2 separate regions of the Homo sapiens genome follow, and region 1 is linked to region 2. A link is an interaction called in ENCODE POLR2A ChIA-PET data of the cell type or tissue named here. Cell type or tissue: MCF 10A. All regions are shown on one strand. Each heading gives the region's core, and the rest is flanking DNA. Links, peaks and the distances in the headings are about the cores only.

Region 1 (4,387 bases), core at 250-4,249, 660 kb before region 2:
CAGCCTAGATATTCTTTGATGCTAAAATTCTGTTAACAGAAATGTATCCTAGGAAGATAATAGAGTACGAGAAAAAAAAACCCCAGAGATGCAGATTGAGTTTTTTACATAAAGAGGTTCATGTTATGCTATTTAGAATAACAACAATTTGAAAGTAAATCTAATGCCCCAAATTAATGAGTAGTGGCACGACGTGTGACACCTCTGATTTAGCGAGGATTAGATTCACTCTTGAGTAATAGAGCACCCAAAATTACAGCAACATTATGAAACACAAACTTCACACACATTCCAGAGATAGGCTGTCCAAGGCTAGCGTGGTGCCTCCATAATTATCAAGGACTCAGGAGACGTCTATCCAGTTCTGCTGTCCTCAGTGAGTGGCTTTTACCCCACACTCCAATATGGCGGCTTGAGTCTTGCCATTATGTCTGCATTTGAGCTGTCATGAGGTGGAAGAAGCAAAAAAGAGTACCACTCTCCCTTTATGAAATCGCACCTAACGCTTCCACTTACTTTCCATTGGTTGGACATTAGTCACATAGGTACACCTAGCTGTAAGAGATGCCAGGAAAGACGATAAGACAATAAAGAAACACCTTTCTTTTTCTTCTTCTTTTTTTTTTTTTTTTTGAGACAGGTTCTCGCTTTGTCGTCCAGGCTGGAGTGAGATGATACAATCATGACTCACTGCAGCCTCCACCTCCTGGGCTCAAGTGATCCTGCCACCTTAGCCTCCCAAAGTGCTGGGATTACAGGCATGAGCCACCGCACCCAACCTAGACAGCTGACGCTGACCCAGAGCCCCAAGAGGTCAGGTCTCTGGCACCTTACAGCATTGGGGTTTCGGTCCATTTTTGTACCACAAATAGGTCTAAAATGATTTTGAGTGTGACTGTGTCTTTTATTTTCTGATAGACGGGGTGCTTTTAAATTTTCCCTTTTAGAGGCAGAGGTTGCAGTGAGCCGAGATCACACCGCTGCACTCCAGCCTGGGCCACAGAGTCAGACTCTGTCTCAAAAAACATACGTTAAAAAAATTAAAAAAATAAATTTTCCCTTTTAATGTTTTGCCCGTTTATTGCTGTTTCTGGGACCACAGGGCCTCAAAGCATGGATGTGAAACTAACCTGACTGGAAGCCCTCCCCACCTCCCTTGACTGCATTTTATAGATGGTAAAACAGATTCAGAGAGGCAAGAGGGCTTGGCTGCGGGGCTGCCCGAACCCAGTCGTAAAATGACTCACAGGACTATTGACACCTAGACTTTAAAACTTTCCAGCGATTTTCCTCCCATTTGAGATAAGGGGAATCATATAACAGTTCAACATTTCTCTCTCTCTCTCTCTTTTTTTGTTTTTTTCAATTAGGCTGGGAGGCTCCATGGGGGAGGTTATGGGCAAAGACGAAGATTTAAGAAAATGAAGATGGAATCTGTGTGCGCTGGGGCTGGGAAGACTGAGGGGTAGGAATCAACACACACATGCACACAGGCACACACACACCTGTATGCACATACATGAGTGCTTACCCGTGCCCTTTTGCCAGTTCCCACTCGGCTTGTTTGTATCAGACCCAAGGAGGCAGGATAGGTCAGCAGTCACATCTTCCAGATCAAGGTCTACTGTGGCATCATAAGGATTAATTTTTTTTAATTTTAATTTTTTTTTTTTGCGATGGGATCTTGCTCTGTTGCCCAGGCTGGAGTGCAGTGGCACGATCTCAGCTCACTGCAACCTCTGCCTCCCAGGTTCAAGCAATTCTCCTTACAGGCACTTGCCACCATGCCTGGCTAAGTTTTATATTTTTAGTAGAGACGGGGTTTCACCATGTTGACCAGACTGGTCTCGAACTCCTGACCTCCTGATCTGCCCATCTTGGACTCCCAAAGTGCTGGGATTACAGGCGTGAGCCACTGCGCCTGGCCGTCATAAGGATTAATTAGGATATTGCCTATAATTGCCTGGCCCAGGAGAGGTGAGATGTGCATGTCTTCCTCCCCAGTCCTCACCGTGGCTGCTTGGTCACTGGCTTGCCTGCTTGGTTTCTCTTTGAGGCTCCTCTGAGTAGGATTGGCCAGCATCCATGGGCCACTCCCTTCCTGAATGTACTGGGACCCAGTCTGCAATGAAGTCATTGTTTGAAGCATCTGCTCTTTGTTTGGTAAATCTTCCCACAGGGGGCTGGAAGCCCACAGCTCCCCTCTGCCAGGCCTCGGCTGGAGGCAGGGTCCACAGTCTTGCCTTGGCATCCTTGTGATTTATGTCCATGTGGGTCTCGCCAGGCGGAGGGATAAGGGTCATAGGATATCGGCTATTCCACAGACCAAGGCAAGTCGCTTTCTATCTGCTCAGTCGTAAGGAAGGCAAGTCATTGGGGATCTCTGCACATAGACAAGATGAGGGAATGTTTCTCCCAGAACAAAGGAAAGAAGGGGAGGCACTTGAGAGAAAATCAGAGCAATAAGATGTCAAGGAAACTGTAGACTCAGAGCCAAGAGATGCCACCAAGCGCTCCTGCCCCAGAGCTCAGCCAGGCCAGGCCACGTGGAGACGGCTCCTGCAAAGCTGCAGAGGGGCTAAGACCAGGATGTGGAAAGGGAACAGGAATTAGATGAGGTTGAAGCAGCTGGAGCTTAGCAAGTACTTAACTGAGAGCTGGATGTTTCTGCTTATTTCTACTTTTATGTTATTTATTTTTTTTAGAGTCCACGTCCTGCTGAAAGTGCTTATTTTTATAATGTGCTCTCGTAGAAGATTCTCCATAACTGGCCTTGATGGTGTGAACCATGGCTCTTCTGGGATACCCTGGGTGCTTTTAAACAACAGCTGCCAAAGAAACCCCACTCCAAACCAACCAAATCAGTCTCTGAGGACCGGGGGTGGGGTGGTGGTTCTCAAAGTTGGACCCGGGGACCAGCAGCATCAGCATCACCAGGGCACCTGTTAAAGTGCAAACTCTCAGGCCCCACCCTGACAACAGAATCCAAAGCTGTTAGGGTGGGGTCCAGAGATCTGTGTTTTAACAAGGCCTTCAGGAGCAGGGCGTCGCATACCCAGGAAAGTGTGAGAACTAGTGGGAGATTTTAACTTGTGTCCGGTGCTGAAAACCACTGGGTTTGTTTAGTATTGAGTTTGGGGACTCTTTCTTCCCTGTAGAGGGCCAGAGTTCAGAATGAGGAAAGCTGGTCTCTCTCTACTCCCTGTAGGGGAATGGGTATAATGACTTTACCATTCATTGAATCTCTTCTACATACATAAGTGAGAATAAGGAAAATCGATCGCCACAATTAATGTCCCTGACCACTGTTCTATCTCCAACACCAGTAACAGAAGAGATCCACCCCACCCCCGCGCAGGGCAGCCTTGCTAACTCTCCTGAAATGCTGAGACGTCCAGGACCCCGTCCCATAGCTGCGTCATGGCTAGCTTCTCTTAAACCAAGTTCACACCCTGCAAACACAAAGCCTTTTTCTTAGGTTTTGGCACCTCCTTCGCAACCCTGATCCTGAAGGAATTAATTTCTCATTTGGAGTAGTGGAGTTGTTGTGGGAAGTGGGTGGAGTGGGAACTTCTAGGAATCACAACTTCTTTCATGCACTTCTTTCTCTCATTTTCAACCTGATGCTCCCGTCAGCCCTTCCGACATGCTCGTCAGCCACAGTCACTCTGCTTTGTCTGGGGTCATGAGACATCCGCAGGCAGAGGGGCTACAGTATCCCTACAGGCCAGACCAACAGGAGGAGGGACTCTAGCTGAAGCTCCATGACCCTTCTGCCCTCCAGTCTGGGAGGAGGGGGCGTGTGTATGTGTGCGCGCGTGCGCGTGTGTGTGTAACAACTACAAGGTGTCCCAAATCCTGTTCTCCCATATCTGGAAAATCTGTGACCTACATAAAGCCAGTTCCTGCCTAGTGAGGAACAACAGGAAAGGATAGAAACCAAGGGCAGGTGGTCGCTTCTGGAGGCTGCTGCTGGCTTCAATGGGCATGCCTCTGTCTGGCCCATAATCTTGATTTCTGAACACATGGGTCTCAGCTCACCTGCCAGATGCGCCCCGGTTCCCACTTGGTTATTCACCATCCTCCTCTTTCCTGTCTGTCTCTTTGCCTCTATGGGTCCTTGCTGGCAACCCCACAGGGTTTCTCCTTGGCTTCTTCTAAGTCTGCTGGGCAAAGGAAGATGTCTTGGATTTATTAAATCAGCCCCATATTGGGGCCAGATGTTCCACAGCAAATGAGGTGGTCAGGACTGAAGTCAAGAAACTAAGTGAGGAAACAAGGAGGCCCCAGTGATGAACGATGGTCTCTCCTCAGCCCTTACTGAAAAATCTCCTTTCTGTCCTATTTTGCTCTCGGTATGAGCTCTGCTCTTCCTCTCCTCCCAAAT
Region 2 (4,387 bases), core at 121-4,120:
AGGGAGCTCTGTTGACTCTTTTATAAGGTTACTAATCACATTCATGAGGGTTCTACTCTCATGATCTAATCACCTCCCAAACATCCAACCTCCTAATACCATCAAGTTGGGGGTTAGGATTGGAACATGTGAATTTGGGGAGGACACAAACATTCATCTGTAGCACTAGGCTCCATTCCAAATGTTTTATGTGCATTGCCAGTATATCATCATAACCAGAGATGAGAGCAGTACTACAATCGCCCCTAGTGTTCAGATGAGAAAATGGAGGAGGGGATTGGACTTACCTTCAGTCACACAGCCAGGAAGTAGTAAGGACTCAAACCTAGGCAGAATGGCTCCAGAGCCCAGGCTCTTGGAACCCCGTTGGAACTACACTGGTTTCTAAAGGGCATCTTTGTTCATGGCTGTGCATTCATGATAGTGATAGAATGGGTAGTGGGGTGCCCAATTTTCCAGCTGAGGCATAGAAAAAAAAATGAAACAGCCTGTCCAAAGGACAAAGTGAGTGGTCTGGGGTCTTGGATTTCCAGCTTTGTGCCCAGTGTGTCCTGCCCCCAGGTCAGGCATGCCTGGGCAGGGAGATCCAGACAGGGGGCCTGAGCATCAAACAAGTGTCAGGTTCTAGGCCTGGGGGCCAGGCGAGGGGCCTGGCAAGTCCATTGAGCACTGGGTACAGGGTACAGCCTGCCATAGGGAAGCAGCTGGCATTGCAACAAGTTGTCCAGGCAGCAGCAAAAAGTGGAAGAAAACCAAGTTTGTTGAGGATCTATCATATGCCAGATACTTTGCATACAACATTAGGGCTTATTTAATCCTTTCTACAGCCCTGAGAGGCTTCTCATTTTATTTTTTATTTTTTTTAGAGACATAGTCTCTAGATACTCTGTTGCCCAGGCTGGGGTGCAGTGGTGCAATTCTAGCTCACTGTAACCTCCACCTCCTGGGCTCAAACAATCCTCCTGCCTCAGCCTCTTGAGTAGCTGGGACTATAGGCATGTACCACTAGGCCTGGCTAATTTTTGTATATATATATTTTTGTAGCGACAGGGTCTTACTATGTTGTCCAGGCTGGTCTTGAACTCCTGGCCTCAAGTGATTCTCCCGCCTTAGCCTCCCAAAGTGCTGGGATTATAGGTGTGAGCCACCATGCCTGGCCGGCTTATTTTAGACATCAGAAAAGGGCACCAGCAGGACGTGGCTAAAGTGACCCAGCTAGGAGGTGGCAGAAACAGCATTCCAACCTCGGTCTGAGTGTCTGAATCCTGTGACTGTTAATTCCTTGGCCCTATGCTGTGGCCCTGGAGCTCCTCTAACTTCCAGTCAAGCACCGGAACTGTTCTTAGCAGAGAGCACAGGGCCAATGGGTCAGCTGGCTGGAACCTTGTAGGGGCAGAGAGTATGGCTACCTTTGTCACTCTCCTTCAGGGTCAAGCCCAGGGAAGCCTGAAGTTGAGTTCGCCATCTCAGGCTGAGGCTGCCCTGGACTTCCTGAGTGGCAGAAACCTGGTGGCAGTAGGGGGTGTGCACTGTGCCCTGAGTTGCCTGCTGCAAAGGCTGTGACCCCTGGTGCATCTCTTGCCTATGTGGGCTGGGGAGTGGGTGTGACTGGGGTGAAAGGCTGGCTTAGTGGCACAGCAGATGGTCACAGCTCTGGGACTTACTATTATCCCTATTTTACAGATGAGGAAATGAGACTCAGGAAGGTTGACTCACACAGATGGTGCCTTGTGGGGCTGGGAGCAAGACTTCCTGACCTCTAAAGCTCTGTCTCATGTCCCACAACCCTGCTGTTCCAAGACAGGTTTGTCAGCAGCGAGCCATGCAGGGGTCACCTCAGCAGCAGGGGCTGGTGAACTGGGTGCAACTTAGTCTATCATCTCCAGGCTCTACCATCACCACGGCTGGCCCCCCGCCTCCCCTTGTGCTCCACACTAACTGCAAATCATCTCTCTAACAGAGATGCCTCCTCCACTTCTTTGAAAGCCATTCCCCTACAACACAGCATGAGAGACCCCCACTACTCCTTTCCCAATAGCCAGCTCTATGGCTACCTGACTAGTCCTAGCTTCTACCTGATGGTGGGGCAGAAATTCTTTCTAGGATCCTGCTGGAGTCAAAGCTAGACCGGGAACCAGGCAGCCTCAGCGAGTGGGTGAAGAGCAACAGTGACTCAGGCCCAGAGGCATACTGGCACTGACAATGCTGCCACCAAGGAAGTGACGATGGTAGAATAGGCACGAGGTACTCCCACTCAGAAAGCCCACCAAGTGGAGACATGCATGGGCTCTCAGTTCACATTCGACTGGAATGTACTATAAATATGTCAACAGGCTTTGCCTCCTCTTCTACGTGGAGTTCTCTATAAAAGCGTGACACTGGCTCAGAAGTTAAGCGCCCACATCACCTCCGAGCTGATGAAGAGGCCGAAGTCTTCTCCCTGGAGCACTGAGTGGAAGGCAGCTGAATGAGGGGTCTTTGCTCATAATACCACCCCTGGTTGAAGTTTCCCCCAGCTCCTATGCATGTAGGAATAAGCATGTTCTCAGAAATCCCTGTCACCCACTGGTTGAAGAGTCCCCTCATGTAGCTTTGTTAACTGAATAAAGGAGAAAAATGGTTGGGCATGGTGGCTCATGCCTGTAATCCCAGCACTTTGGGAGGCCGAGGTGGGAGAATTGCTTGAGTCCTCCCACCTTTTCACTTCACCATTCCATATTTAAGTCATTTCTCTCTCACATTTTATTATAAGCAGTCAGGAGGAGCCAAGCCACACTTTCAATACATTGCATAGAAATGTCCTCAGCCAAACATCTGATTTCATCACTCTCAAGTTCTACCTTTCACAAAACACTAGAACACAAACACGGTGTTTGCTTGAGTGGTTAGAGACCAGCCTAGGCAACATGGTGAGACTCTGCCTCTATAAAAAATTTTTTAAAAATTAGCTACGTGTGGTGGCAGGCACCCATGGTCCTAGCTCCTAGGGAGGCTGAGGTGTGAGGATTGCTTGAGCCCAGGAGGTCGAGGCTGCAGTGAGCTGTGATCATGCCACTGCACTCCAGCCTGGGTGACAAACTGAGACCTTGTCTCAAAGAAACCAAAACATTAAAAATTAAAAAGAAGGAAAATGAACATGTGTATGGTGCCCTAAAAACTGCCATTTGGAATTAAATCAGAGAACTCTTAGATAAAGACAACCTCTCAAGGCACCCCCTCTACCTCCCTCATTGAAAACTCCCCTCCTTTTTGGTGAGTTTTGTTCACCCCTCCAAACATATGAGCTGGTTCCAAGCCTGCTGGGTTCACATGAGACTTGAGATCCAGAGCAGCCAAAGCCCACGAACTGCTTCTCACGGCGGAGGGGGAACAAGCACGTCTGAACTCCCCCATCCACCCTTCTGCCTGGAGATGGATTTTTATTTTCCTTCCTCCCTCCCTGGGAGGGAATGACCCTCTGTGAAGTGCCCACTAAGGTGAGTAACCAAGCAGAGTGAGCAAAAGCCTGGATGATCCCCAACAGCCAAGCCGCCAGCCCCTCCCAACAGAGCGGCCTCTCCTCCCCTGGCAAAGTGGATGCAACTTAGTCTATCATCTCTATGCCCTGCCATCACCATGGCTGGCCCCCCAACTCCCCCTGTGCTCCACACTAACTGCAAATCATCTCTCTAATGGAGATGCCACCTCCACTTCTTTGAAAGCCCATTCCCCTACAACAGAGCATGAGAGACCCCCACTACTCCTTCCCCAATAGCTGCAAGGTGATCGCTCCAAGATGGTCCCCATCTCTGAGCTCAGAGACTGCTGGTTTACTTTAAGGCAGGCATGGTGCCCATTTCTTTTTCTTTTTCTTTCTTTTTTTCTTTTTGAGACGGAGTTTTGCCCTTTTTGCCCAGGCTGGAGTCCAATGGCATGGTCTCAGCTCACTGCAACATCCACCTCCCAGGTTCAAGTGATTCTCCTGACTCAGCCTCCCGAGTAGCTGGGATTACAGGCGTGCCCACCACCATGCCCGGCTAATTTTTGTATTTTCAGTAGAGACGGGATTTCGACATGTTGGTCAGGCTGGTCTCGAACTCCTGACCTCAGGTGGCCCGCCTGCCTCGGCCTCCCAAAGTGCTGGGATTACAGGCATGAACCACCATGCCCGGCCCATGCTGCTCATTTCTAAAACACTTGTGGTTGAGATGAGTCACCAGCTAGACCAACATCCCAAATCATCCGCAGCACTAAAGTCAATGAAAAAACCAAGGGGGAGACTTCAGGCTCCTGCAAAGGGAAGGGAGAACTTTTTCTTTTTGGTAGGTATCGAGTTCAGAAACCCTTTCAAGGTGTCCTCTTTAATTCTTCGGCCAAGGAGAGGGAATGTGTACTAGGCTGAGACGGT

What was found. ChIA-PET counts read pairs that join two places held together with the same protein. Peaks named below come from ENCODE experiments on the same cell type or tissue, not always from the same donor. Only the 100,000 strongest peaks of a DNase experiment are listed, where the experiment ranks them.
Region 1: POLR2A ChIA-PET joins it to region 2 with 5 read pairs; 1 of 35 experiments calls an interaction of 5 or more read pairs at or near these places.

Annotation. Positions count from the first base shown.
Region 1 is chr10:72,024,628-72,029,014 of GRCh38, reverse strand. LOC124902448 (a long non-coding RNA gene) reads right to left here and starts at 1,704. Exons shown (of 2, transcript XR_007062187.1): 1 at 1,532-1,704; 2 at 96-555. In MCF 10A, for the core only: no CTCF peak of the experiment used is centred there; DNase peaks (open chromatin) are centred at 674 and 2,054.
Region 2 is chr10:71,364,713-71,369,099 of GRCh38, reverse strand. It overlaps a transcript of SLC29A3 not described here. Among named protein-coding and RNA genes, the nearest start is that of CDH23, 30 kb to the left of the region's middle. In MCF 10A, for the core only: no CTCF peak of the experiment used is centred there; no DNase peak of the experiment used is centred there.